Regions from separate parts of the Homo sapiens genome. Here region 1 is linked to region 2. A link is a loop called in an ENCODE intact Hi-C map of the cell type or tissue named here. Cell type or tissue: mammary epithelial cell. All regions are shown on one strand. Each heading gives the region's core, and the rest is flanking DNA. Links, peaks and the distances in the headings are about the cores only. Region 1 overlaps SLC35F3 (solute carrier family 35 member F3). Region 2 overlaps SLC35F3 (solute carrier family 35 member F3).

Region 1 (15,270 bases), core at 4,271-12,270, 72 kb after region 2:
AAGGGTTTTATGAGCCAAGGACATGGCATTAACTCTCTTGAATTTTTACCAATTATGTTAAAAATAACCATGCAATTCAGGTTCAATTAAAGAGGAGAATAAAGGGAGTGGAGCAGCACATAGCAGAATGAAGCATTTATCTGAGACTGACAGCAAAAGCCTCTTTGACTTCAGCAGTGGAATTCAGTATGCTTCTTTAGAACGAAAGAGCAAAAGAAAAAAGGTAAAAAGCCTTTCCCCCGACTCTATCCTCTTCTCAAGTTCCATGACCTTGGGCTGTCAGACTTACTGCAGAAGGAAAATTTCAGCAGTTCAGCAGTATCACTCCTATAGCTCGATCCTAGAATTGTTTGGGCTTGATTTCCATAGACATTTTTTGTAACCCACTGCCAACCTCTAGGAAATAGGGATGAGTGACAACAGCACCTGGCTAGAAATGACAGTCTGTGGCTCCAGTTCTGGTGGTTTGTTGGTTCTACAGGTGAGCCTCAGGTGGTCATCTCCCCACTGTGGGGCTCTCTGACTTCCCTCTTTTTCAAAAGGATGTGGCTAATCATTCACATTAGATCTTCCCAAAGATGCCTAATGATCTTAGGGTCAGTGCATGCCATGGTGTTTCCTTGGGTGCAAGTTTAGAGCTTACTGAAATAGGGACAGAGGGATGGCCACCTTGACCTTCAGGTTTTCTTAAATCCCTTTCTTCAGAAGGAGGGGCTCAGGTAAAGGAAACACATCACTTCTGCATGGTGAATGCAGCTGAGAGCACACTCCTCCCTGCTAAGTGAGACCTAGCTAGCAACTCAAGGAAGATGCTCATGTCCCACTAGGACTTTAGAACACACACATGCACACCTTTATCTAACTCCAGGCATCTGGTTAGGAGAGATCATGTCGCTAAATTTAGAATTGTCAGGTCACTCTCTATTTAAAGTTGTAGTCTTGGGGACTTCATTCACCTCTCTTCCTATTTCCCTCATTGGCCACCTCCTACTGCAAAGGCACCTGAGAGTGGATTTGAATCCCATAACGTTTAGAGGAACCTTGGAGTAAAGTGTTCCAGAAATAAAAGTCATCACATACCCAGGCAGGGAAGGAGGGAAGATACAGGAGATTCCTATTCCTTTATTTAATTTTTATTAATTTAATTTTGTCTTAGCTTTTTATTATCAAAAATTCAACATTTACAAAGTGGAAATCGTACAATGAACTGCCATGTATCCATCACCCAGTTTCAACAATTAGCAACTCAAGACCAATCTCATTTCATCTATACCACCATCCGTTCCCTCTTCCCATCAGATTGATTTGAAGAAAATCCAGACATCATATAATTTCTTTTGAGGCATTTCTAAATGTATGTATTTCTTAAAAATGGCCAGGCGCGGTGGCTGGATTGTAATCCAGCACTTTGGGAACCTGAGATGGGTGGATCACTTGCAGTCAGGAGTTGGAGACCAGCCTGGCCAACATGGCAAAATCCTCTGTCTACAAAAAAAAATACAATAAATTAGCCAACATGGTGGCATGTTCCTGTAATTCCAGCTACTTGGGAGACTGAGGCACAAGAATCACTTGAATCCAGGAGGTGGAGGTTGCAGTGAGTCGAGATTGTGTCACTGCACTCCAGTCTGGGTGACGGAGTGAGACTCTGTCTCAAGAAAAAAAAAAAAAAAAAGAAAGAAAGAAAAAGAAAAGAAAAAAGAGAGAAAAAAGAATAAGCACTCTTTTTTAAAATGTTATCACAGTATTAGAAATTATCCACTGTTTGATCCCTCCAGTTATCTCAGAAATCCATTTTTAAATAGTTTGTTTGCATCAGGATCTAAATAAGGTCCATATCCACATGTTGCAATTAGTTGACAGGTCTCTAAAATATCTTTTAATCTATAGGTGCCTCCTCCATTTTTTCCTTGCCTCTTCTAACTCATTTGTTGAAGAGAGCAGTTTGTCTTGAGAATTTTCCACAGTGTGAATGTTGCTGATGGCATCTCTGTGGTGTCATTTACCATGTTATTTTGTCCTCCGTATTTCCTGTAAGTTGATAATTAGATGTAATTAGATAAAAGTTTGCTTGCATTGTGACCTTATTCTGGTTTTTTCTTTATTTCTTTGTTTTTGGTTTCTTTTTTAGGATAATTCACATGTGGTTCTGTGTATTTTCATCACAAAATACATATTGTCTGGTTATCTGTTTATCAATAGCAACTATTTATGAACTGCCTAAATTCATTAATTGATCAGAGATTGTCCAGTAGTTATATTCTATCATCTTCTTTTTACTAACTGGAAAACTTCTGTAAAGAGAAGCTTCCTCTCATCAATGATTTGATTTCCCTAAAGTACATTTCATATACGAATGGCGAAAGGAATTAATTTTTTCCTTTTTTTAACTGATTTAAAAACAGTAAGTTGGATTTCTAATATCTCCTAAAGTTAACCAGTAAGGTTTTTTCCAAATATTTTTATAAATTCAGGGATTCATGCATGTTCTGTGTGTTCAAGTCCATTACAGTTATTATCCTTAATGATATTCCAATTGTCCCTTCATTGGCCAGAGCAAGCTTCTAAAAGTTAGATCACTTCCTTTTGACCTGACTCTTTGAGAGCTAGATTGATTGATTGATTGATTGATCTCTTGTATGACAACATGTTCTGGAATCCATCTTGCACATTTATTACTCCATACCTGGAATTAGCCATTTTTTAAGGAGCCCTGTGTCTTTCAGTAAGAAACAGTATTGAGAGACCCTGATCTGGGCTCTAGGAGTGCTGTTGCTTTCTTCAGCTCCATTGTCTGGCCGTGTCCTGGTTTGTTCACCTTCTCCTATTGGTGGGTATTTGTGCTGCATGTAATACATATCCTGTGCATACATCTTTGGGTATCTTTCTTGAGATCGATTGCCAGAAGTAGGATAATTGGAGCAAAAGGTAAATTTATACATCATTTTTCTGGACAATGCCAAATTCCTCTTTATAGGGGTTGTACCATTTTATATTCCCACCAGCAATGACCGACAGTGCCCATTTCCCCACAGCATTGCTAATTACATGATATTGTCAAACTTTGGGATTTTTTCCAATTTGATAAATGAGAAATCATATTAGTGCAGTTTTAAATTTCATTTTTCTCTTATGAATGAGATTGAGCATATAGTGAAGTGCTATTTGCATTTCTCTTCCTGTGAACTCTGACCATATCTCTAGTCCATTTTCTATACAATCATTGGTCTTTTGTTTCTCTATTTTTCTAATCTTTTCTATATTAGGGATATTAATCCTTTGAGTTATAATTTACATTTTTAAAATTTTATTTGCCTTTTTACTTTGCTTAAGACTTTTTGTTTGTTTGTTTTTGAGATGGAGTCTCACTCTGTCACCCAGGCTAGAGTGCAGTGGCACAATCTCAGCTCACTGCAACCTCCACCTTGCAGATTCAAGCAATTCTCATGCCTCAGCCTCCTGAGTAACTGAGATTACAGATGCACACCACCACACCCAGCTAATTCTTGTATTTTTTTGTAGAGGCAGGGTTTCACCATATTGGCCAGGCTGGTCTCGAACTCTTGACCTTAAGTGATCTGCCCACCTCAGCCTTCAAAGTGCTGGGACTACACGCGTGAGCCACTGCACCTGGCCAGATTTTCTTAATGATACAAAAGTTCTTATTTTTATAGAATCATCTTTATAAGTTTTTTTCTGATTTTTTTCTGGATTTTGAAAGAAACCATTTAAGAAAATGCATATGGTTGTTTTTTACGTATGTAAATATTTCAGAGTGATGTATTCCAATTTTTTAAAGCAAATGAATTCTTATTTTGTCATTGTGAAAACCTAAGGTACTCAGGACTTGACATGAAATAGACCTTCAGTGAGTGTATATGCATAAATACGTAGCAGGCTGTATCCTTTTTCATTAAACGATACTGTGTCGCTGGCCTGGTCGACTGAGTCCTTGGTAGCTCTATATCCATATGTCATCAATGCCTGTATGCAGAGTTTATCTTTTGTCAGTTAAGGACAAGCTGTACAGTGTGGCTCCCATTATTTAATAATGGTGACTATGACCCTGTAAATGTTCGTATCTCATTTTCATACGACTTCTGGTTCAAGTACAAAATACCACGCTGTGGACCCATTCACAAAGCCATAAGGGTGCCTACCCCTGTCTTCCTCTCTCCATTCATTCATTTTTTGTTTAACAACATTCCTTTGTTGAATACCTGCTATGTGCTAGACACCAGCAGAGCAGTTTACAATTTATTCTATTTATCTGTTAACCTACACTCATTGAGATCTTAAGAGACCTATCAGCTATAACAAAAAAAGGAGCACTCAGTTCAAATTCACATTGGTTACTTTGTAGGCTATGTGTTAGATGTATTGAAAATATGTATAGCTGTTTTAAGGATATTGTTCTTTGCTAGTTAATTCTTTACTAGCATGGAACACAGTTTTTTTAAAAAAAAAAAACAAAAAACCTAAATGCACATGTTGCTATGTCATTTATCATCAGTAGTTGGATTACTTAGGAACCATAATGATCTTCCTTGCTGCTATTGCTTACATTGCGACTTTTCTTCTTTCCCCAGGAAATAGGATCTTATTAAAAATATTCAGTCCCATAGCAAAATATCATTTCTCTGTGTAAGCTTGATGTTTTCAGTATTCAAACTATTTTATGTGGTTTGTAAAGTTGACAAAACAGTGGCTTCTGGAATGAAGCATGTTTTGAGCCTACACACTGTGAGACCTATGACTTTAATATTTAGCAGTGATAGAGAAAACCACCCAAGGAATGCTTATTTAATGGGCAGGAAATTTTCGAGGCTATGAGACCTGACATTTTGTCTTTTTTGTCAGCGCCGTCCCATAGTGCCTGATGCATGTTGTTTTTCTCATAGAAGGAACGTGGGAATGCTGCCGCAGGCCAGAGCAGGTGGGAGGAGTGTGGAGCCCATCCTGGCTCTGGGATGACCAAAGGCCAGCACACAGTTTCCAGGGCCTCTACATATTTGTTCCTCAAAGGGAACTGAGGACTCAGCTCCGCAGGCCATGGTGGAGAATAGGTGAAAGAGCCCATGATGAATAACTATTTATTGAAAATCTACCACACACGTGACATTGTCCTAGATATGATAGTCCCTTGGTACTCAAAGTGTGGTCCCTAGACAGACCAGCTTTGACATTACCTGACAGCTTATTAGAAATGCAGAATCTCAGGGCCTGCCCCCAGAGAGACTCACTGAGTCAGACTGCATTTTAACAAGATCTTGGGCATTTGTACCACACACTGCATCTGAGAAGCATTCTATGGAGAACACCAAGGTGGGCACAGTCCCTGCGAAAAAGCAACCCTGCAACAGGAGGGAAGCTACATAATCATAATGTTATGAATCTAAACAATACATCGAGGGAGAGTAAAAGACACAGGAATGATTATGAGACAAATACTTGCAGAAGGAGGAGGGAGCTCTACAAGATGGGGTGACCAGGAAAGGCATTCTGGGGTGGGGGTGTACGCTGGTTCTGGGAAGTTGGGTAGGATTAGAGCCAAGGAGAAGGAGAGGACACTTTGGGAGGCAAAACCATCACCAGAGGTGAGAAGGGACACCCGAGATGTGTCCCAGGATCGCTGAATATCCAAATGTGTCTGAAGCCAATCGCATTGCTCAGCTCTTTGCTGGACTCTTCACTACGAGGAGTAGAAAGAGGCAGCCCTGCAGAAAAGTGAATGTTCTAGGAGACTAGCAAATACATTTCATTTTGTAATTTTAAGTTAGGCCATTCCAAAAGGTCTATTTATTATTCATTAATTAGTAGCTTGTGTAGTACCTAAGGCATTAATGCTTCTTCTGGGGTGGAACCCTTGGCTAGCCTGCCTTCACATGGCTGGGGCACTCCAGTGACCTCTGTCCTGGATGCTGAGCTGACTGCTCCTCCCCTGGGGCCACTCTGAAAAGCCATCTCTGCTTTACAGAATACCCAGGGGTGATGGCAGGGACTTGGAAGGGGATACTTAAGGAGTCCTCAAATGTGGACCTAAGGTATTGATTCTGAAGATATTCAGTGCTGTGTTACCATTCATCACATCACCATTTGGATACCCGCTGAATTGCAGGTCTGTGCCAATAATGCATTGATTTTATAATATGTTTGCTCTGTTATTATCCCTGTATGAAGAAGAGATTGTCCCCTTTTGTTTCAAATTCTAACCATTTTTTTATCATCACTCTCTTTGAGCAACTCATGATGTCCTGCTGGTTTTAACGTTCACTGTCTGTAAAAAGATTCCTAGTTTACCTACTGACTGCCATAGGCTGAGTGCCGCGTAGACAGTTTGTCTGAAGGCAGCATTTTAAGGAGGTCCCCACTAACAGAGATAGAAACAGGCACCAGGGAAGGGTTGCTGGCAATATACTCAGCTGCAGCGAATGTTCTTACCTACAGGTGTTTGGAGTGTGATTCACCCAGCAGGGCGCAGATTGACTAAGCAGTCTCATTGCATTAATATCCCTGGCACCTCATTTGAGGTGAGATATGACTTGCTTCAAAGCATTGCTCAAGCATGCAGTGGGCTCCGCTCTGCTGAGTCAGACTCATGATGTTGGCCAAATGCTCCTGGCTTTGGCTGTCAAGACCAAGTGAACTTTAACAACTGACCAGTATTTGTTTTTTAAGGCATGGCCAGCAAACAGAGATTCAGCGGAAGGACTGATGCCAAATTTCAGTGGATGCGTAGCAAACCCTGAGCAAAGGGCTGACTTTGCCCCTCTGCTCTGAGAAGGAGACAAGCTGGGTGCCGTCTCCTAGCCCTGATCTCTCCTCCCAGTCCTTCTGAATTCTTGCCCTAGGCCAACCTGGCACCTCATTTGAGGTGAGATGTGACATGTGCCCTGAGACTCTGAAGTGTCAAGTGGTAGGTGGAGAGGGAGCACATGCCATCAGGATCTCAGATAGTCTGTTCTGTTGACACAACTTGGGTCTGATCATGGGTCCACCATCTTAATAATTATTTTAAATAACACTGGTAGTTGTAGGGACTCCGTAAAGTCAACATGCTGGACCAGGTATCCCATGTACATTAGCTCCTTTAAACCTCACAGCAACCTGCAGGGTAGGTATTATTGACATATTGATGGAATACTATGGGAAGAGGCCCCATAGTGAGCCTGAGACTTCAGAAATGCTCAGGGCTGTGGAGCTCCTTCCTTTTTGGTTGTTGTTGTTTGGTTGGTTCTGATGTGCTCTCACTCTTTGCTTTCTAACCTGGCTCTGCATCCTGTGTCTCTCTCATTCCTCCTTCCCCATCTCAGGTACTCTAGCTTTTCCTGCCCTCCCTTGCACAGCCAGACCTCCTGGCTCTGTGGATCCAGGGGAATTGGCCTGAATCACAGAGAAACTCCCTTATCAGGAAGGGGAAATTGATGATGGGCTCTTGTCAATGTTGATGCTTTCCATCTGCACCTCTTTAGGGATACCAGCTGCTGCCTGCCAGCCCCAGGTGATGTGAAAGGAACAAGCAACCAACCACCACACAGCGGTTTGTAAATTGTATACTATACCTAAAGTTCCCAACCTCCTAGGCGAATGGAAAACCCACCATTCTCACTTGCACAAATGCAAAGTTGTTCAAGAAGTGACTCAAATGGGGAAGAAGAGAGGATCCCAGGCACAGAAGGTATGAAAGAGCAGCTCCAAGGAGAGGGGGGAAAATGGCGGACAGGAGGCAGGACTAAATTGCAGCTTTCACTCGGATGGATAGAGCAGCATGTCGGGAGTCACATTGTGAACTTCTGCTCCAAGAACTACTGCAGGAATATACCAGGAAAGCCAAGAGAATCCACAGACCCTTTGAAGGAAGCGGATTACTCCCGCAGGACCCAGGAGACAGCCCAAATACTGTGCATGCCCAAACTGTGAAAGTGGGAAAGGAGGATCATCCGCCCATGAACGCGTGCCCTCACTGGGGAACCTGAAAGTCCAGATCATGGGAGAAGGATTTGAGCTGAGACAATGTAGACACCTGAGTGAACTACAGAGGTAGAGGAAGCAGCAGGAAAAGCCCTGCAGTCTCTCTGGGTCCCCATGTAAGCCATTTCTGACTTGTCTCACAGGGGTCCCTGGGGAGGGCTGCCAGAGGAACTGGGAAAAGACTACAGGGAGAAGGAAACCTCCAGCTGAACTTTGTAACAATTACAACCAGAGTTTCCTAGCCAGAACTCCGGGTAGGGCATGAATCTGATGTGCAGACTCAACAGGTGGGGAGGCATGAAAGGCCAGGCGCGGTTTCTCAACGCCTGTAATCCCAGCACTTTGGGAGGCCGAGGCGGGCGGATCACGAAGTCAGGAGATCGAGACCATCCTGGCTAACACAGTGAAACCCCGTCTCTACTAAAAATACAAAAAATTAGCTGGGCATGGTGGCACATGCCTGTAATCCCAGCTACTTGGTAGGCTGAGGCAGGAGAATCGCTTGAACCCGGGAGGCGGAGGTTGCGGTGAGCCAAGATCGGGCCACTGCACTCCAGCCTGGGCAACAAGAGCGAAACTCCGCCTCAAAAAAAAAAAAAAAGTCCTGCTTGCTTTCTCAGCCTGGAGGCTGGTAGCCTGGTGCAAGTTCTGAGCCCTGTTCACCCACTGCCTGGAAACAGACTCAGTGCTGGTGAGGTGGGGGGCAGGGGGCATGGTGGAAATGAGACTGGCCTTTTGGGTTGTGCGGGAGCTGGATGAGGCCTGTAACTGCCAGCTTTCCCCGACTTCCTGACAACCTGCATGACACAGCACAGGCAGCCATAATCCTCTTGGGAACACAATTCTATTGACCTGGAACCACACCCCCATTCCCCACAGCAGCCACAGCAAGCCCCTCCCAAGGAGAGTCTGAGCTCAGACATGCCTAGCCGTGCCCCCACCTGATGGTCCTTCCCTACTCACCCTGGTAGCTGAAAACAAAGGGCATATTCTCTTGGGAGTTCTAGGGCTCTGCCCACCACCTGACCCTCCCTTTACTACCACAGCTGATGCTCTCTCGAAAGCGCCACCTCCTGGCAGGAGGGCAACCAGCACAGAACTACAATAAACAACAATAATATAATTAAGGACCCTCCCAGAGTCCATTTCACTCCCCTGCCACCGCCACTGGAGCAAGTGCTGGTATCCATGGCTGAGAGACCTAAAGATAGTTTATATCACAGGACTCTATGCAGACATCTCCTAGTACCAGCCCAGAGCCTGGTAGCCCATCTGGGTGGCTAGATCCAGAAGAGAAATAACAATTACTACCGTTCGGCTCTCAGGAAGCCACATCCCTAGGAAAAGGGGGAGAGGAGAGTACTACATCCAAGGGAGCACCCCATGGGACAAAAGAATCTGAACAGCAGCCTTGAGCCCCAGATCTTCCCTCTGACATAGCCTACCCAAATGAGAAGGAACCAGAAAAATAATTCTGGCAATATGACAAAACAAGGTTCTTTAACACCTCAAAAAAGAAAAAGAAAAAAAACACTAGCTCACCAGCAACAAATCCAAACCAAGAAATGCTTGAATTGCCAGAACAAGAATTCAGAAGGTTGATTATTAAGCTAATCAAGGAGGTACCAGAGAAAGGTGAAGTCCGACTTAAGGAAATTTTTAAAAATATACGAGATATAAAGGGAGAAATCTTCAGTGAGATAGATAGCATAAATAAAAAATAGTCACAACTTCAGGAAATAAAGGACACACTTAGAGAAATGCAAGATGTACTGGAAAGTCTCAGCAATAGAATCAAACAAGCAGAAGAACGAACTTCAGAGCTCGAAGACAAGGTTTTGAAATAACTCAATCCAACACAGACAAAAAAAAAAAAAGAATTTTTAAAAAATTAACAAAGCCTCCGAGAAGTCTGGGGTTATGTTAAATTACCAAACCTAAGAATTGGCATTCCTGAGGAAGAAGAGAAATCTAGAAGTTTGGAAGACATATTTGGGGGAATAATTAAGGAGAACTTCCTCAGCCTTGCTAGAGAGCTAGACATCCAAATACAAGAAGCTCAAAGAACACCTGGGAAATTCATCACAAAAAGATCCTCACCTAGGCACATAGTTATCAAGTTATCCAAAGTCAAGACAAAGGAAAGAATCGTAAGAGCTGTAAGGCAAAAGCATCAGATACCTATAAAGGAAAACCTATCAGATTAACAGCAGATTTCTCAACAGAAACCATACAAGCTAGAAGGGATTGGGGCCCTATATTCAGCCTCCTTAAACAAAACAATTATCAGCCAAGAATTTTGTACCCAGTGAAACTAAGCTTCATAAATGAAGGAAAGATAGTCTTTTTCAGACAAACACACACTAAGAGAATTCATCACTACCAAGCCAGCACTACAAGAACTGCTAAAAGGAGCTCTAAATCTTGAAACAAATCCTGGAAACACACCAAAACAGAACCTCTTTAAAGCATGGGTCTCACGGGATCTATACAACAAAAACACACACAAAAAAACCGAGGTATTCAAGCAACAAATAGCATGATGAATTGAATAGTACCTCACATCTCAATACTAACATTGAATGTAAATGGTCTAAATGCTCTGCTTAAAAAATACAGAATTGCAGAATGGATAAGAATTCACCAACTAAGTGTCTGCTACCTTTAAGAGACTCACCTAACACATAAGGACTCACATAAACTTAAGGTAAAGGGGTGGAAAAAGATATTACATGTAAATGGACACCAAAAGTGAGTAGGAATAGCTATTCTTATATCAGACAAAACAAACTTGAAAGCAACAGCAGTTAAAAAAGACAAAGAGGGACATTATATAATGATGAAAGGCCTTAACAGGAAAATGTCACAATCATCCTAAATATACATGCACCTAATGCTGGAGCTCCCAAATTTATAAAACAAATACTGCTAGACATAAGAAATGGGATAGCAACACAATAATAGTGGGGGACTTCAATATTCCACTGACAGCACTAGACAAATCATCAAGACAGAAAGTCAACAAAGACATACTGGGTTTAAACTATACCCTAGAACAACTTGACTTAACGGATATTTTACAGAATATTCTACCCAACAACCACAGAATATACATTCTATTTCATCAGTGTGGCCGACTGCCACAGCTACTACTTGAGACCCTCATTGCAGCAATTATTACTGTTACTGCTTGAGACCGTCATTACAAGACTGAACAAAGGGATGAACGTAGAAATGGTAACAAAAAACAAAAGTAACTATTTTAAGGAAAGGCTAGCATGGGGAAGAAGAAGAGAAGAGAAAAAGAAAAGAAAAGGGCTCCCTGCTTCTAGTGAGCAAAGGCAGCTGCCGAGCTTCCACAGCCCTTCTTATATATTAGGTAACAAGAGCAAGAAGGAGGAGGTAATGATTGGTTAGCTGTTTACTTGCTCACAGGTTCTCATTATTGCTAACAGGCTTCAATTATGCCTAATCATAAGAAATACTTGTGCAGCCTCCAACACATCAGCACATGGAATTTTCTCTAAGATAGACCATATGATTGCCACAAAACAAGTCTCAATAAATTTAAGAAAACTGAAATTATGTCAAGTACTCTCTCAGACCACAGTGGAATAAAACTGGAAATTAACTCCAAAAGGAAACTTCAAAACCATGCAAATATATGAAAATTAAATAACCTGCTCCTGAATGATCACTGGGTCAAAAATAAAATCAACATGAAAATTTAAAACCTTTGAACTAAACTACAGTAATGACACAACTTATCAAAACCTCTGGGATACAAGCAAAGGCAGTGCTAAGAGGAAAATTCATAGCCTTAAATGCCTACATCAAAAAGTCTGAAAAAGCACAAATAGGCAATCTAAGACCACACCTCAAGGAACTAGAGAAACAAGAACAAACCACCTCCAAGCCCAGCAGAAGAAGAGAAATAACCCAGATCAGAGAAGAACTAAATGAAATTGAAACAACAACAAAAAAAAATACGAAAGACAAATGAAACAAAAAGCTGGTTCTTTGAAAAGATAAATAAAATTGATAGACCATTAGAAAGATTAACCAAGAAAAGAAGAGAGAAGATCCAAATAAGCACAGCTGGAAATGAAATGGGAGATATTACAACCAACGCCACAGAAATACAAAAGATCATTCAAGACTACTACTGTGAACACCTTTACACACATAAACTAGAAAACCTAGAGGAGATGGATAAATTCCTGGAAATATACAACCCTCCTAGATTAAGTCAGGAAGAATTAGAAACCCTGAACAGACCAATAACAAGGAGCAAGACTCAAATAATAATTTAAAAATTACCAACAAAAAAAAAAGTCCAGGACCAGATGGGTTCACAGCTGAATTCTATCAGACATTCAAAGAAGAATTGGTACCAATCCTATTAACACTATTCCACAAGACAGAGAAAGAGGGAATCCTCCTAAATCATTCTATGAAGTCAGTATCACCCTAATACCAAAACCAGGAAAGGACATAATAAAAAAAGAAAACTACAAACCAACATCTCTGATGAACATAGATGCAAAAATCATAAATGCTAGTGAACCAAATCCAACAGCATATCAGAAAGATAATCCACCATAATCAAGTGGGTTTCATACCAGGGATGCAGGGATGGTTTAACATATGCAAGTCAATAAATGTAATACCACATAAAGAGAATTAAAAACAAAAATCACATGATCATCTCAATAGATGCAGAAAAAGCATTTGACAAAGTCCAGCATCTCTTTATGATTAAAACCTTCAGCAAAATCAGCATACAAAGGATACACCTCAGTGTAGTAAAAACTGTCTATGACAAATCCACAGCCAACATAATACTGAATGGGGAAAAGTTGAAAGCATTCCTTCTGAGAACAAGACAAGGATGCCCACTCTCACTACTTCTATTCAACATAGTACTGGAGGCCCTAGCTAGAGCAATCAGACAAGAGAAACAAATAAAGGACATCCAGATCAGTAAAGAGGAAGGCAAACTGTTGCTGTTTGCTGATGATATAATCGTAAACCTAGAAAACCCTAAAGACTCCTCCAAAAAGCTCCTAGAACTGTTAAATAAATTCAGCAAATTTCAGGATACAAAATTAATGTACACAAATCAGTAGCTGTGCTATACACCAACAGCGACCAAGTTGAGAATCAAATCAAGAACTCGACCCTTTTTACAAATGCTGCAAAAATCAAATAAAATAAAATACTTTGGAATATACCTAAACAAGGTGAAAGCCATCTACAAGGAAAACTACAAAACACTGCTGAAAGAAATCATAGACAACACAAACAAATGGAAACACATCCCCTGCTTATGGATGGGTAGAATCAATATTGTGAAAATGACCATACTGCCAAAAGCAACCTACAAATTTAATGAAATTCCCATCAAAATGCTACCATCATTCTTCACAGAACTAGTAAAAACAATCCTAACATGTGGAACCAAAAAAGAGCTCACATAGCCAAAGCAAGACTAAGCAAAAAGAGCAAATCTAGAGGCATCACACTACCTGACTTCAAACTATACTATAAGGCCATAGTCACTAAAACAGCATGGTACTGGTATAAAAATAGGCACATAGACCAACGGAACAGAATACAGAACCCAGAAGTAAACCCAAATACTTATAGCCAACTGATCTTGGACAAAGCAAACAAAAACATAAAGTGTGGAAAGGCCACCCTATTCAACAAATGGTGTGGGGATAATTGGCAAGCTGCATATAGGAGGATAAAACTGAATCTTCATCTCTCACCTTACACAAAAATCAACTCAAAATGGATCAAGGAACTAAATCAAAGATCTGAAACTATAAAAATTCTAGAAGATAACATTAGAAAAACCCTTCTAGACATTGGCTTAGGCAAAGACTTCATGACCAAGAACCCAAAAGCAAATGCAACAAAAACAAAAATAAATAGGTGGGACTTAATTGAACTAAAGAGCTTCTGCACAGCAAAAGGAAGAGTCAGCAGAGTAAAGAGACAACCAACAGAGTGGGAGAAAAATCTTCACAACTTGTAATCCTACAAAGGACTAATATCCAGAATCTACAACAAACTCAAACAAATTAGCAAGAAAGAAACAAACAGTCCCATCAAGAAGTGGGGTAAGGACATGAATAGACAGTTCTCAAAAGAAGATATACAAATGGCCAACAAACATATGAAAAAATGCTCAACATCACTAATGATAAAGGAAATGTAAATGAAAACCGCAATACAATACCATCTTACTCCTGCAAGAATAGCCATAAATCATAAAAGCAAAAAATAATAGATGTTGGCATGGATATGGTGAAAAGGGAACACTTCTACACTGTTGGTGGGAATGTAAACTAGTACAACCACTATGGAAAACAGTGTTTTATTTAAAGTTTAATAGTTAAAGAAATAAAAGTAGAACTTCCATTTGATCCAAAAGTCCCATTACTGGGTATATACCCAGAGGAAAAGAAGTCATTATTAAAAAAAGATACTTGCATACGCAAGCTTATAGCAGCACAATTCGCAATTGCAAAAAATATGGAACCAGCCCTAATGCTCATCAATCAATGAGTGGATAAACACATTGTTTATGGAATACTACTCAGCCATAAAAAGGAAAGAACTAATGGCATTTGCGCTACCTGGATGGAGCTGGTAACTATTATTCTAAGAGAAGTGACTCAGGAATGAAAACAACAAACATCGCATGTTCTCACTCATAAGTGGGAGCTAAGCAATGAGGATGCAAAGGCATAAGAATAATACAGTGGAATTTGGGGACTCAGGAGAGAGGGTGGGAGGAGGGTGAGGGATAAAAGACTACAAATTGGGTTCAGCGTTTACTGCTCAGGTGATGCATGCACCAAAATCTCCCAAATCACCACTAAAGGACTTACTTATGTAACCAAATACCACCTGTTCCCCCTCAAACCTATGGAAATTTTTTAAAAAATTAATGCAATAAAAAAAAAGAAAAGAAAGAGCAGCTTCAAGACCCACAGAGATGTCCCCAAGACCCCTTAAAGGCTTAGAAACATATGTGGGTGTCAACATGAGAGACCCTCTAGGCATCTCCAGAATCTCTTCTACAGTGATATTGGAGGAGGTGATTCTAATAGTGAATCAGAATTCACCTCCAACACATCCTGGTCTTGGAATATTCCAATTCAAACATGGGTTTTTAACCCATGTTCCTGTTTCCTGTCCTGTTAGCCCACACTGCACCCAGTTATGCTGAGGAGCAATTAGGGCGACAGACAGATGACGGGTTTCTACATGTTTGGAAAGAGCATA
Region 2 (15,270 bases), core at 2,713-10,712:
TAAAAGATATATATAAATATATATATCTTTTATATATAAAAGATATATATATTTATATATATATAAAAGATATATATATATCTTTTTTGATTTCTTTAAATATGTTTCTCTCATAGCCCAGGTATAAATCTCCACAAGCAATTGCTATAGCCATTACCAGATGTCTGGACACAGTCGTTCTGATCATTTATGGACTTTATTTCAGGTGGCAAGTGGCCTCAGAGTGTCTCCTGCTCTGGAAGTGTTTGAAATGCCTGCCACCAATCTCAGGGAGTGGAGTATTCTACTTGTGAAAGTCATTCTGCTCTGACCATCCTGATAGGCAGCCCCACACACTGAGGCGTTTTGTTTTGCAGAAGGAGAGCTGCTGTGAGCAGTCTTCTTTATGTGTGCATTGTTTGCAGTAAGAGTGAGTCAAGCCACCAGTGGGTGGAGGCCAGGCTCAAGAAATTTTCACATTGCCTAGAGGCTTGTGAAAGAAAGTAACACTCCCTGCTAAAGATTTCTTTCTTCATAGTTTTAGGGCAGGAAGGAATTTTAGAGAAAGGCTAGGAACACGGAGGCCATTTCTAGAATTTTTGCTTTAGAGCCTAGCCTGTAGGTTAAATGTGTGTCAAGTGAAGATGAGAGTCTCAAAGAAGAGGCACATGAAAGAAGGTGGAAGCAGATGCATCCTAAAGCCATAGGCAGCTCATCTCCTCATGGTTGGAGGGAGGAAACCCCAGAGAACCCACCTTGAATGTTTTTAGGAGTCTCCCTTTCCATCTCATCACTGTTTCTCTGTGCGGTTGACTTCCTTCTTACACATTGACTCCTCCACATGGTTGCTAGCACCTTTATTTATCTATAATATGTATGTCCTCATTCATTCTTCAATTCAGTGAACACTTAGGGAGGGACTACTGTGTGCTAGGACTGTTCTAGGCAACAGGATGCAAAAGTGAGCTCGTACTGTCTGATCTCAAAGATGGTAGGGAGAGGGGGAGGACAAAGAGGTGACGGCCACTGGAAGGAGTGGACCATGCTCTGGGTGTTCCAGAGAGGGCGCAGTGGATGCCACCTGGGCTCTGAAGTCAGGAGGATCTGGCCCACAGTAATAGGGATACTTTCTTAGAGAAGGAGGCATTTGAGCTGGGCTTTGAAGATGGGTGTGGCGAGATGCCATGGCCAGGGGCACAGCTGCCAGAAAATGTAGCACCTGTTTAGAGAACAGCAACTAGCTCTGGTTGGCAGGGCTATGGTATGACTAGGAAAGTGAAGGACGGAAAGTGAAGGATAGTATGACTAGGAAAGTGAAGGATGGAAAGCGAAGGACAGGTAAGATGGGCCCAGAAGCGCAAAGACCCTGGAGCTCAAGCTAGAGAATTGAGAAGGTGGAGAAAAGGGAAGGTTTCTGATCAGAGGAAAGGTAGACTGCTCCAGCATCAGTTTGTAGGTTGAATACGGAGGAGGAAGATCACTTCAGATCCTATATTCCTTGCAAGAGCTCTTGGATGCCTGGATAAGAGTTAGTGGTTGTGGAAATAAAAAAAGGGGATGACACTTAGAGACATTTTCAAGGTGAATTTCCTAGAATGTGTCAATTGATGGAAGATGGCAATGACACTCACACCGGTTCTCAAATCAGCCGACAGGAGGCACTAACTGGAATGGCAGAGCCAGGAAGGGATGGTGTCCTGCGGCAGAGGCCATTAAGATTTTGGTTCAGGATAATGTGTGTGGTTTTAGCACAGTGTCTTATACACAGTAGGTGTTCAATAAACATTTGCTGAATGAGTGGACAGATGGATAAAATTGTGTTTTAAATACATATACAATTAATGCATGAAGAAAACCATACAATACAGCCAATCTTTTTAGTAAGCAAAAGAATGCAAAACACAATAACCATATTCCATTTTTTGGACAAATAACACAATTAGAATTACAGTGCTAGCCAGGATGCTATGGAAGACAGTTTCATCCACAGCTGATGGGAATGTAAATTTGGAAGGGTTTTTAGCCAGATAGATCTTATACCCTCAGACACAATAATTCACTTCTAGCAACTGGTCTTGAGAAAATAATACAAACTACAGAAAAATCTTTTGCTATAAAATGACAAAAATTTTAAACACTCCAAATAGGATGTCAAGTAAGTCTGTTAAGGTGGATCCACATTATGGAATTGTGTAGCCCCATAAAACAAAATTTTAAAAGATGAGAAGACTCTTATTTTTGTAATTATGTGAAAAATCTAGTATAAGCTTTATTAAGTTCATAGTGGCTATCTCTAGACGGTGAGATTTTAGAACATTGTTATAGGAAATGGGAAACAGAAAAGTTTAAGATGAGAAATAAGGTAAACATTTGTTTTATAATCAGAGGAAAGAAATCCATTGGATTTTCTTGTAAGAGAGTGAATTTAATTTTTAATTATTTAATTAAAAAAATAAAATTTTAATTTAGTTTTCTTGTAAGAGAGTGAATTAATTTAATCTAGCTCCTGATCTGTGTTCATGTGGACTTGTTTGACTTTGCTGGTGAAAAGGCCCCTGTATTTTTTGTTTTGTTTTGTTTTATGAGACGGAGTTTCGCTCTTTTTGCCCAGGCTGGAGTGTAATGGCGCAATCTCAGCTCACTGCAACCTCCACCTCCCAGGTCCAAGCGATTCTCCTGCCTCAGCCTCCTGAGTAGCTGGGATTACAAGTGTGCACCACCATGCCTGGCTAATTTTCATATTTTCAGTAGAGACGGGGGTCTCACCATGCTGGCCAGGCTGGTCTCGAACTCCTGACCTCAGGTCATCCGCCCGCCTCGGCTTCCCAAAGTGCTCGGATTACAGGCGTGAGCCGCTGCGCCCGGTTGTCCTCTGTGCTTTCTGAAGACTCCGTGCTGAAGAGCCAGCAGCACAGTGGCCACATCGTGTGACCCATGCTCCCTCTGCTGACTCCAGCCAGCAGTGACGATCCAGTCCCAAGCTGCTGGGTACCACATTCCAGGCCAACAGGAAGAGCTTCCCCAGGACAGCGGCCTCAGAGCTCAGGCCTGGAGAAAGCTGAGAATTATGCTAAGGAAAGAAAAGAAGACTTTTTTAAAAATAGGAGAAACAATGAGATGGGGCTTTCAGAACACAGCAAGATGTTTAGGGTGAGGTTGGCCTTGTCCTTCTGTATCCTGTGTAGTCCCCATCAGGATCCTGGGGGAGACAAGCGCCTGAGAATAGCTCATCCTCCGAGTGGAGCAGCCTGAGATAAATGCAGGCCATGCTTTCGGCAGAACCTCAGATCTTTCTCATCCTTGCCATGGCTGTGCTGGTTAATTCAGTGCTTAGACCAGGTGCAGTGGCTCATGCCTGTAAACCCAGCACTTTGGGAGGCAGTGGCAGGAGGATCACTTGAGCCCAGGAGTTCAAGACTAGCCTGGGCAGTGAGACTTCGTCTTTACAAAAAAATAAAAATAAAAAAGAAAATAAAGGAGCCAGGCATGGTGGTGCATGCCTGTGACCCCAGCTGCTCAGGAGGCTGAGGTAGGAGGATTCCTTGAGCCTGGGAGTAGTTCGAGGCTGCAGTGAGCCAGGATCACACCACTGCACTCCAGCATGGGTGATGGAATGAGAACCTGTCACAAACAAAACAAAAAAATCTGTGCTTAGACACATACTTTCCCTATAACAATGCACAGAACACCTTGCTGTCCTTTTCTCTCATGTGACTCATATCAGAGTTTATCTTCTACCCCGTATTTCCAAAAGTAATCCCAAATAGTTATTGTCTTGTATTGTGTTTGGAAATTTTACCCAATCTTTTGTGAAGTTTATAATTCACACTCTTTTTTTTTTTTTTTTTGAGACAGAGTCTCACTCTGTCACCCAGGCTGGAGTGCAGTGCCGCTATCTCGGCTCGCTGCAAGCTCCGCCTCCTGGGTTCACCCCATTCTCCTTCCTCAGCCTCCAGAGTAGCTGGGACTACAGGCGTCCGCCACCATGCCCAGCTAATTTTTTTTTTTTTTTTTTTTTTTTTTTGCATTTTTAGTAGAGACAGGGTTTCACCTGTTAGCCAGGAAGGTCTCGATCTCCTGACCTCATGATCCACCCTCCTCGGCCTCCCAAAGTGCTGGGATTACAGGCGTGAGCCACCGTGCCCGGCCTATAATTCACATTCTTAATGACCGGTTTCAGAAATAACTTTTACTTGAGGCTGGGCATGGTGGCATATGCCTGTAGTCCCAGCTACTCAGGAGGCTGAGGTGAAAAGATCGCTCAAGCCCAGTAGTTTGAGACCAATGAGCCCAGGAGTTCGAGACCAGCCTGGGCAAAAGAGCAAAACCTCATCCCCATTTTAAAAAAAGAAGAAGAAAAAGAAAAGAAAGAAAAGAAATAACTATTAATATATGTGCTGTGCTTAAAGTTTCTGACATAATCAAAGCACTCTTATGAGCCCCTGATAATTTCCACATTTGTCCTCTCCGTCCAACCACAGACTAAATTGCCATAATCATCAAAGTAAGCCCTTGGCCTTAGACCTGGGACATAAAAGAATCAGGATGGAGCCAGGAGAAACCTGGCAGTTGTCTGGAGATCCCTTAAGCATTTGTTTTTTGTTTGCATTCCAGGAAAACTGTTTCATAAAGTAAGCTCTGAACATACTCACTACAGGCTAATACTTATTTTCTCTTGATTTATGAGAAATTTAAAGAAGCTAGAGGAGGAAGAAGCTGCTAAATGTAAATGTAATGTTGGAAGGTATAATTGGGATTTAAGATATTAAATTGTTTAATTATAGGCTGCCCTAAAATGAAGTCTTTCTTGTGTTCATAGACTTTAGTTCATGACCATTAAGATTTCGGTGACATGTAGGCAAGCATGGTGGCTCACGCCTGTAATCCCAGCACTTTGGGAGGATGAGATGGGCAGATCACCTGAGATCAGGAGTTCAAGACCAGCCTGACCAACATGATGAAACCCGTCTCCACTAAAAATACAAAAATTAGCCAGGCATGATGGCATGCGTCTGTAATCCCAGCTACTCGGGAGGCTGAGGCAGGAGAATTGCTTGAACCCGGGAGGTGGAGGTTGCAGCAAGCCGAGATCGTGCCATTGCACTCCAGCCTGGGCAGCAAGAGCAGAACGCCATCTCCAAAATAAAAAAATAAGAAAAGGTTTTGGTGACACGTAAGAGATTTCTCAGCAAAGTGCAAAGACTCGGATACAAGTGTTCTCTTGCCTCCCTTATGCAATGTGTGCTGGTAAGAGTTTAACAATCGGCTCTCCAGGAGGAGACTGGGGCAAGAGGGACCCTGATTTGCAGCATTTGCCAGTTCCGCAGGGTAAGTGCTCCCACTATGGCTGGTTTCAAACTACCAGTGTGACATCACAGACTGTGTTTGGAAGGAGATACACACGATAGTCTTATGAGCCAGTATGAGTTGGCTCCAGCACACCACTGCATGCCATTAATAGATTTCTGCTGTTCTTTGGAAATTTATATCATGGTATTTATTGCTGATGAGAAGATAATGAGTTTTTGCTTAAGTTTGGGAAAGGAAAACAAATTTGAAAAATGTGCACTGAAATTGTTATGAAAAGCTCCTAATTCTTGAGTTTTTGTTGTTATTGCTGTTTTTAAAAGATTGCTTGTTTGGTCCTTCAAATGTGAGTAAAGGAAAGAAGATAAAACTACATTTCCAATATGGCTGATTTGTTTTTAATTATAAACTGACATATTTATGAAAGGTTCTATTTTAATGGAGTACTATTAGTTTGAAGGGAGAATTGCAGAATACCGTGAGATAGTTAAGGGATTTGTGAATCAAGACTAATCTGTTTTTGCTATTCTCCACTTGTGTTCATGTACACTTAACTTTGAAAAGAATGTCTTTGTTTGCTGAGAATTGAGATTTAATTCTTTTAATGTGTTTTTAAGAGTAATTTTAGCTCAGAAGAAGAAATTTTAAACCTAGGAAAATTTTAGGTTGGAATGAGGAGGGATTTCCCTTTCTTGGACATTTGGGGAAGAGTTGGAAAGAGGCGTTTTTCATTGTGCAGACACAAGATGGCGCTAAAGGAGTATAATTTAAGCATGGCTTCCTTTATTTCAAAACAGTATTTGGAAACGGGTCATCTTGAGATGCGGCGTGCATTTGAGATGCGGCGTGCATTTTGCCACATGTTGGTGGGTTTTTTGTTTGTTTGTTGTGGCTGTCATTGTTTATAAAGAGACAGCTTTAAAGGGGACCGGGTATTGAGTTGATATTAAAATATGGTAGAAAGGTATCCATATGGTCTATAAAATAAAACGGGTCAATATGATGAGGTCTTCTGGCTCTGCCTCTAGTGTTTTGGGTTTCTGTTCCTCCAAGGAAGCGCATTCATCTTGCCTGTACTTGCTTGTGGCTGCCAAAGTGTTCAGGTAGGTTTCTGCCCCAGTAAGGAAGTGTCTAAGAATCTCCTGGAAGAAGCTGGATGTGCAAGCTTTCTCTGCCTTTTGAGGGACCTCATAATTCACTTTCCAAGTACTCATCGACACCTTTTACTCTTTAATATTGCTGCCCCTTTTACTCCTGGCTGCCCACACATCTGCCTATGCGTGGACTTGTGGTGCTTTGGAATCTGTGGTTTTAATTTGTGTCCTTTGTCCTCTGGTCCTTCCCTTGTATGCACTTACATAATGGGCTGCTCTGAGGACCAATGCTTTGCCAACCCAAAGCATTTCCCCAGGAACATTCCACTGCCTTGTCTACCCTCAGCTTCCCTTTTGGCCTCTTCTCTGGGCTTAGGACCACCCACTCTTGGAATCCAAATGCTTAGGAATAAAGTAAACCTAAGATCTACTCACTATCCCCACTTAACATGTTCAACTTTTTATTTTGAAATAATTTCAGACTTAGAGAAAAGTTGCAAAAATAGTAAAAGAATTTCCATATCCACTTGGATTCTCAAATGTTAACATTTGCTTTATTCTGTCTTCTGAACCATTTGAGAACAAGCCATGGGTATAATGCTCCTTTTCCTTCACCTCGAAATATCTCAGTGTGTATTTTATAAAATCAAGGGCATTTTATTACATAACCATTGTAAACCAAAAAGTATCTGAGACTTATCTCAATCAGTTTTGAGGTTAATTTTGCCAGGGTTGAAGATGCACCTGGGAAAAAGCAACAGAAACCTGCAGGAACAATCTGTGATCCGAGCTTTTGACAAAAAGGGTCTGGGAACGTCAATAATTAAGGGGAAAGGGTGAGCAGTAGGGGAAAGAGGAAGAAAGAAAAGGGGGAGATGGTAGATAAAAGGGGCAAGCAGTTGCATTCTTTCAAGTCTTTGATCAGCGTTCACCAAATCCACATTTCATATGTGAAAGGAGGGCATAAAGGAATAGTCAATTATGTATTTGTCTCATGCTTAGTAAATCTGCACTTTACATAAAGTCAATATAAAGTAGCTACCTGTGGAGACATCTGGCCTCGGTCTGTAGCTATCTGCTTAGGAGCAAAAGGGAAAGCAATTCCTTCCAAAAGATTTATGAGCTCTGTGTCAGGAACTGGGGTCAAAGAGACCAAATATTAGAACAAAAGATGCACCTATGGCCCTTACAGCTCAGGAAATTCAAGGGCTTTAGAAGCTGTGTGCCAAGACTCAGTCAGGGGAAAAGACCAAATAAATATTTCTTATTAAGTCACAAGACCACAGGGCTATGTTATTATCATTATTTATTTTGGTGCTCACATTGTCCCAAATTTAGCAGTAGAGCCACCCTCCCTCCCACCCCCCATTATTTTTGTTTTTATTTATTTATTTATTTATTTTGAGACAGCGTTTTGCTCTGTTGCCCAGGCTGGAGTGCAATGGCGCAATCTCAGCTCACTGCAACCTCCGTCTCCCAGGTTCAAGCAATTCTCCTGCCTCAGCCTCCCAAGTAGCTGAGATTACAGACACATGCCACCATGCCTGGCTCATTTCTTTGTATTTTTAGTAGAGACAGGGTTTTACCATATTGGCCAGGCTGGTCATGAACTCCTGACCTCAAGTGATCCACCCGCCTTGGCCTCCCAAAGTGCTGGGATTACAGGCGTGAGCCACCGCGCCCAGCCTAGAGCCCCTTTTAAGCTGGGGGTTTTGTTCTTTTTACATATTCCCATCATTCTTTGAGCAATGATTTACTTTCCAGTGCAACAAGATGTCCAGGCTTATTTTGTACTATCTCAGCCCCAGCCCTGGAATCAGCCAAGTCTCCAAGGAGCAATGGTTTATCTTATGGAGGATGGTCTTTAAAAACAGAGATCTAGTGACTAATGGAATTACTCCAAGGTAGATTGCCTTCTTATTACCTGTCTTTATTCTTGTCACCAAAAGCAAACCAAATTCAGTAAGAGAAAGTTAATATTTTTACCTTAGAGCATCTATGTAACCCAAGCTGTAGAATTTCTGGTGCTTCAAAAAGCGAGGACTAAGTATCCCTTTGTTGGGCCTACCCCTGCTGACACTAAGCATGACTCTTAGCTCTGAGTGCTATATTCAGATGTTGACCCCAAACAGCTCTGGTTTGAAGGGTTTCATGCAAGATTCACCCTAATACAATATACAAGAGGCCAGGTGCAGTGGCTCACGCCTGTAATCCCAGCATTTTGGGAGGCTGAGGTGGGCAGATCACCTGAGGTCGGAGTTTCCAGACCAGCCTGGGCAACATGGTGAAATCCTGTCTCTACTAAAAATACAAAAATTAGCTGGGTATGGTGGCACACCCTTGTAATCCCAGCTACTTGGGAGGCTGAGGCACGAAAATCACTTGAACCTGGGAGATGGAGGTTGCAGTGAGCCGAGATCGCACCATTGCACTCCAGCCTGGGTGACAGAGTGAGACCCTGTCTAAAAAAAAAAAACAGGCTGGGCGCAGTGGCTCATGCCTGTCATCCCAGAACTTTGGGAGGCTGAGGCTGGTGGATCACGAGGTCAGGAGATACAGACCATCCTGGCTAACATGGTGAAACCCCGTCTCTACTAAAATTACAAAAAATTAGCCGGGCGTGGTGGTGGGCGCCTGTAATCCCAGCTACTCAGGAGGCTGAGGCAGGAGAATGGTGTGAACCCGGCAGGCGGAGCTTGCAGTGAGCCGAGATGGTGCCACTGCACTCCAGCCTGGGTGACAGAGTGAGACTCTGTCTCAAAAAAGAAAAAAAAAAAGACTATATATGTGTGTGTGTGTGTGTGTGTGTGTGTGTGTGTGTGTGTGTGTGTGTGTGTGTATATATATATAAAACCACAAGAAACTGTGAGATACACAGAAAGAGCTCATAACCTTTAAGGCCAGAGTTAATTTCATTATGCCAGGATGTGATAAAACATGGGATATCCAGACTCAATTGGGATTGCTAGTTAACACTGTGCTTTGTTTTATTTTTAAAAATCTAGACTTCGGAAGACAAAATAATAGCAATTCCAAGATACTGCTTCCTGTGTCATTTTGCAAAAACTTGAATACACTGTGGATGCTAAGTAACCGAATAGCATCCTGACTTCATGTTACCCTGATCTGTTGTTGTTGTAATGCACTTTTATCCCACCTTTCCACAGACATCAGGCAGGGACTGGAAACAAGCATTTTGTATGAAGAGTTTGTATCGTCGGATTTCCATCTCCATTGACACACAACCCCCATCCCTAACTTTTTACCTTTTAATGATCCTTTCAAATTCAGGGGTCAGCAAACTTTGGCTGGAAGTTCAACTTTGCCCCAAGGCCTGTTTGCATATCGCTGGCGGGCTATGAATGGGTTTTACAGTTTTAGAGGGTTGTAGAAGAAAGAGGAGGAGAGAGAGGAGAGGAAAAGGAGGAAGAGGGAAGAGTGACAGTGACCAGATATGGCTTACAAAGGCTCCAGCATTTACTCTCTGACCCTTTATAGAAAATGTTGGCCAATCCTGGCTCTATGTGATTCATTTAGCCATGGTGTCAGGTAAGCAGCAGCAAAATTCTTATTTCCCTTTTTAAAATGAGGAAACTGAGGCTCAGGGAGGTGAAATGACCTGTACAAGGTCACACGCTGATATTCAGAAGAACTAGAACTAGAACCAACTCTTCTGATTCAAAAAGGTCCATTTAATCTATTCATTTGCTTCTCCTTTAGTGACAAATAAGCAAATTATTTTTTTCTTTTTTTCTTTTCTTTTTTTTTTTTTACAAAACCTCTTGCACTACCTGAATATTCTTAGAGTAAGGTACTAAAAATGGAGCTAAGTTGGAGTGAATCATCTAAATCATTCTGTATTAGTTGGCTTTGCTGCAGAGGACAGATCAAGAGAGCTGGCAGGAACCCATCACACCTCTTGAAGTTTCTGCTCAGACAAGGCACATGTTAGATCCCTGTACATCAATCAGCACATCCCATGACTGAGCTCTTTCCATAAGAGAGGCAGAAATCACATGGCAGGGGTGGGGTGTGTAAGGGTAAGAGAAGGGGAGTGAATACTTGTGAGCAGTCATGCCACCTACCACACACACAAATGCTTTGCTGCCTGGGCCTTTGCACACTAGCCTCCATCTTTTCCACAGCCTTATAGGGCCTCTCAATTCATGGTGATTTTTTTTTTTTTTTTCTGAAAGCGTTCAAACAAAAATCTCTTAACTGCCACAATGTTATGAAGACATCAGGGATGAACAAACCAAATAAACCATGAAAAATCTGTCTCGTGGCAAAGCTAATTCCAAATTATAGCTAATTTGTTATTAAAAAGTTTAAAATAGCATGATGGGTCCGCCGTTGGATAGACATTTCCCATTCATAACGGTAGCATCACAAAAGCTTCCAATGCAGGGAGGCGAGTCCTTTCTTGGTCATAGGCTGAGCTGAAAGGAAAACGAAGCTCTGTTCCTTCCTTTGTGAACACTTCATCTAATCTAATCATTAGATAATTGCTCCCATGCATCCCTGGTAGAAATAATCCTGTTTTAGATGCTTATATTAGATACTTAACTATTGCACTCTGTTTTATCTGTGCCAGCTAGTATTAGGGGTGGGGAAATGAACAGGATAGTCAAAACAGCTAAAAGTAGCAGATGAGAAGCTGAAAATAGCATAGTTGCCTATTATATAACAAATAGACTTCCATCACGCAGCAATATGCACTATTTTCTTTTTCGCACACACACACTCAATTTACAGCCTCTAACACTTTTCTCCCATGGTTGAAGCTGTTTTTGGTGTGCTGCCATTGTCAGAGCACCAGCCCTGAACTGAGAAGGCCTTGCCAAGTAGAAGCCCCTTTGTGGCTTCATGGCACCTTCCACTGTGCTGGCAGGTGCATGGGGAGCTGGAGGTGCAGGCTGCAGAAGGGACAGTTCATGCTTTGCCTCCCAGAACTTGGAAAACACTGGAATTCCATTTTCTCCAGCAGTGGGCAAGGGGACCACTGCCAGAATGACATTAGGTGACCTCTCTGTGTTTCTTAGAGATAAAATTGAGGCATCTCAAATGGCATAATTTCACTCGGCTTACATTCTTATCACTACTGAATCGAAGTTGGGGTTTCCATTTTGTATGCAATGAAAATAAATGTGAAGTATCTTCTTAAGTTAAAGTATTGGGAGTCAGTGCTGACAGTGCTATAATATAAACTGCAGGACTTTTTATTGTTCTGGGAATAATAGCAATAATAGCAGATCAGCTAGCATTTGCTGGGCATCTGTGATAATTCAGAAACCGTGCTCAGCATGTCCATATATACATTTGAATCCTTTGAGAACCGCAGTTCCTCTGAGCCTCTAATGCACATTGCACTCTTTCCCCTTTGATTGCCCAGTATGGCCAAGCATTCAAGTTCAAGGCACAAAGCTGTTGTTGCCAGAAGTAGCCAAGTTACTGTGTACATCTGGGGCCATAATTACACAAAAGTACAAAAGATCACACCTGGCTTGACAGTCGTTATCAGCCTCATTTTGAGCAGCAAGAGCGTGAAGCTCAAGACAGCCCTTGGTCTCCTTCTTCTCAGCCAAGGAGGGGCAGTTGGACCTCCTTATATGAGTCACCGCCATGCCCTGCAGGACGCCTCACTGCCAGACACTCCAATCTGTTTGCAGTTCTCCACTCAGTCCTACTTAAAATTCTGATCAACTTTATTTACAATCGAGGGATCTTTTAAGCATTCACTAAATCTAGCATTTGCTAAATCTAATCAATTCTCACTAATGCCTTGAAATGTTTTTTATGTGTCTTAGTATAATTTTCAAGCAGTTTTTTAGCATTTGGTCTCTTTTGGATTCAAGCATGGGATGCGACATATTTAAAAATCTTAGGAACAAACTTTTGAGTTTTAACCATTGTTTGCAACTCTTCAATAGAAAAAAATAGCCCATGATAATTTTTTTTTCTGAGTTCTGGTCATTTTATTTTTATCAATTTGAAGATGAAAAATTACTTTTTTTTTTTTTTTTTTTTTGAGACGGAGTCTTGCTGTGTGGCCCAGGCTGGACTGCAGTGGCGCAATCTTGGCTCACTGCAAGCTCCACCTCCCGGGTTCATTCCATTCTCCTGCCTCAGCCTCCTCAGTAGCTGGGATTACAGGCGCCCGCCACCACACCCGGCTAATTTTTTTGTATTTCTTAGTAGAGACGGGGTTTCACCATGTTAGCCAGGATGGTCTCGATCTCCTGACCTCGTGATCCGCCCGCCTCGGCCTCCCAAAGTGCTGGGATTACAGGCATGAGCCACCACGCCCAGCCGAAAAATTACTTTCTTAATGCAGAGTAAATATAATATATTTTAGAAGAAAGACTTGGAAATGTCAGATGCTTAGTAAAGCTGAATAGTAATGAAAAGCATTAATAATTAAAGAAGCTTTTTTTTTCTTTTTTTCTTTTTATTATACTTTAAGTTCTAGGGTACATGTGCACAACATGCAGGTTTGTTACATATGTATACATGTGCCATGTTGGTTTGCTGCACCCATTAACTCGTCATTTACATTAAGTATATCTCCTAATGCTATCCCTCCACCATCCTCCCACCCCCTGACAGGCCCCGGTGTGTGATGTTCCCTGCCCTGTGTCCAGGTGTTCTCATTGTTCAATTCCCACCTATGAGTGAGAACATGTGGTGTTTGGTTTTCTGTCCTTATGATAGTTTGCTCAGAATGATGGTTTCCAGCTACATCCACATCGCTACAAAGGACATGAACTCATCCTTTTTTATGGCTGAATAGTATTCCATGGTGTATATGTACCACACTTTCTTAATCCAGTCTATCAATCACTGATGGACATTTGGGTTGGTTCCAAGTCTTTGCTATTGTGAATAGTGCTGCAATAAATATATGTGTGCATGTGTCTTTATAGTAACAAGATTTATAATCCTTTGGGTATGTACCCAGCAATGGGATCGCTGGGTCAAATGGTATTTCTAGTTCTAGATCCTTGAGGAATTGCCACACTGTCTTCCACAGTGGTTGAACTAGTTTACACTCCCACCAACTGTGTAAAAGCTTAATATTGACTTTAACATTATCCCTACAGTAATTAAGAATTCTGCAGGTTAATCAAAAGCATTCATGTGTTGTAATGATACATCTGAAAACTTTGACGTCTGACCAGGCATTCCGTTTCTTCTTTTTTAAATCTGTGTCTTCCACAACATGCTCACCAGAGATGAAAAGTACTTTTTAAATATATAGGCAAATAGCTATACCAATATTTGAGTAATGATTCTAGAAAATGACTTCAAATGGCATCATATTTGGGGCATTTTTTTAAAATTTTACTTTAAGTTCCAGGATACATGTGTAGAACGTGCAGGTGTGTTACATAGGTATACATGTACCATGGTGGTTTGCTGCACCTATCAACCCATCATCTAGGTTTTAAGCCCCATATGCATTAGGCATTTGTCCTAATGCTCTCCCTCCCCTTGTCCCCCATGGCCCAACAGGCCTCAGTATGTGTTGTTCCCCTCTCTGTGTCCATGTGTTCTCATTGTTCAGCTCCCATTTATGAGAACCTGTGGTGTTTGGTTTTCTGTTCCTGTGTTAGTCTGCTGAGAATGATGGCTTGCAGCTTCATCATCCACGTCCCTGCAAAGGACATGATCTCATTCTTTTTTATGGCTGTATAGTATTCCATGGTGTATACATGCCACGTTTTCTTTATGCAGTCTATCATTGATGGGCATTTGGGTTGGTTCCAAGCCTTTGCTCTTATAAATAGTGCTGCAATAAATATATATATGCTTGTATCTTTATATTAGAATGATTTATAATCCTTTGGGTACATACCCAGTAATGGGATCGCTGGGTCAAATGGTATTTCTGGTTCTAGATCCTTGAGGAATTGCCACACTCTCTTCCACAGTGGTTGAACTAATTTGTACTCCCACCAACAGTATAAAAGTGTTTCTCTTTCTCCACAGCCTCTCCAGCATCTATTGTTTCTTGATTTTTTAATAATCACCATTCTGACTGGAGTGAGAGGGTATCTCATTGTGGTTTGGATTTGCATTTCTCTAATGATCAGTGATGATGAGCTTTTTTTCATGTTTGTTGGCCACATAAATGTCTTCTTTTGAGAAGTGTCTGTTAATATCCTTTGCCCACTTTTTGATGGGGTTGTTTTTCTCTTGTAAATTTGTTTAAGCATTTTTATAGTGCAAGGTAGCACAAATAGTATTGTGCATCTGGGGCCATAACCAGTGTTAAGCATGTTTTGTTTTGTTTTGTTTTTTGAGACACAATCTTACTCTATCGCTCAGGCTGGAGTACAGTGGTGTAATCATAGCTCACTGCAGCCTCGACCTTTCAGGCTTAAGTGATCCTCCCACTTCAGTCTCCCGAGTAGCTGGGACTACAGGCGTGTGCCACCATGCCTGGTTAATTTTTTTTTTTTTGTATTTTTAGTAGAGACAGGGTTTCGCTATGTTGCCCAGGCTATTCTTGAACTCCTGGGCTCAAGACAACTGCCTGCCTCAGCCTCCCAAAGTGCTGGGATTACAGGTATCAGCCACCATGCCCAGCTGAGCATTGATTTCTAATCCAACACTTCTTGCAATGATATTCCCTTTATCTGTGAAGAGGAATTTTTAAAAATCAAGCTGATGTAAGAAAAGAATCTAAAAGCCCATCTTCAGGCCTGCAGCTCTGGGGACAAAGGGCCCTGGTGAGTAGTTTTAACAGCTGTGATTTAAGACAGCATTTGTTCTGGAAGAGACAGTTATTCATTTACTCGCCTTGGTGATTTGAGTTAGCCAAGCAACCAGCTCAGTCCCCATAATGCTCACTCCTGTGAGGTTGATATCTCAGACACACTCTCTGAAG

What was found. A loop is a pair of places that touch in the nucleus more often than their neighbours do. Peaks named below come from ENCODE experiments on the same cell type or tissue, not always from the same donor. Only the 100,000 strongest peaks of a DNase experiment are listed, where the experiment ranks them.
Region 1: it touches region 2 in a loop (9-fold over the local background); 6 of 110 quality-filtered maps call a loop at or near these places.

What each region holds. Positions count from the first base shown.
Region 1 is chr1:234,179,681-234,194,950 of GRCh38, forward strand. The region is part of intron 2 of SLC35F3 (solute carrier family 35 member F3); the gene reads left to right. Among named protein-coding and RNA genes, the nearest start is that of SLC35F3-AS1, 86 kb to the right of the region's middle. RefSeq lists an enhancer at 8,573-9,284. In mammary epithelial cell, for the core only: a CTCF peak has its summit at 9,040 (motif pointing left); DNase peaks (open chromatin) are centred at 6,531 and 8,891; H3K27ac peaks cover 3,549 bases.
Region 2 is chr1:234,108,747-234,124,016 of GRCh38, forward strand. The region is part of intron 2 of SLC35F3 (solute carrier family 35 member F3); the gene reads left to right. Among named protein-coding and RNA genes, the nearest start is that of SLC35F3-AS1, 160 kb to the right of the region's middle. In mammary epithelial cell, for the core only: CTCF peaks have their summits at 2,936 and 6,021 (motif pointing right); DNase peaks (open chromatin) are centred at 6,105 and 6,345; H3K4me3 peaks cover 231 bases; H3K27ac peaks cover 916 bases.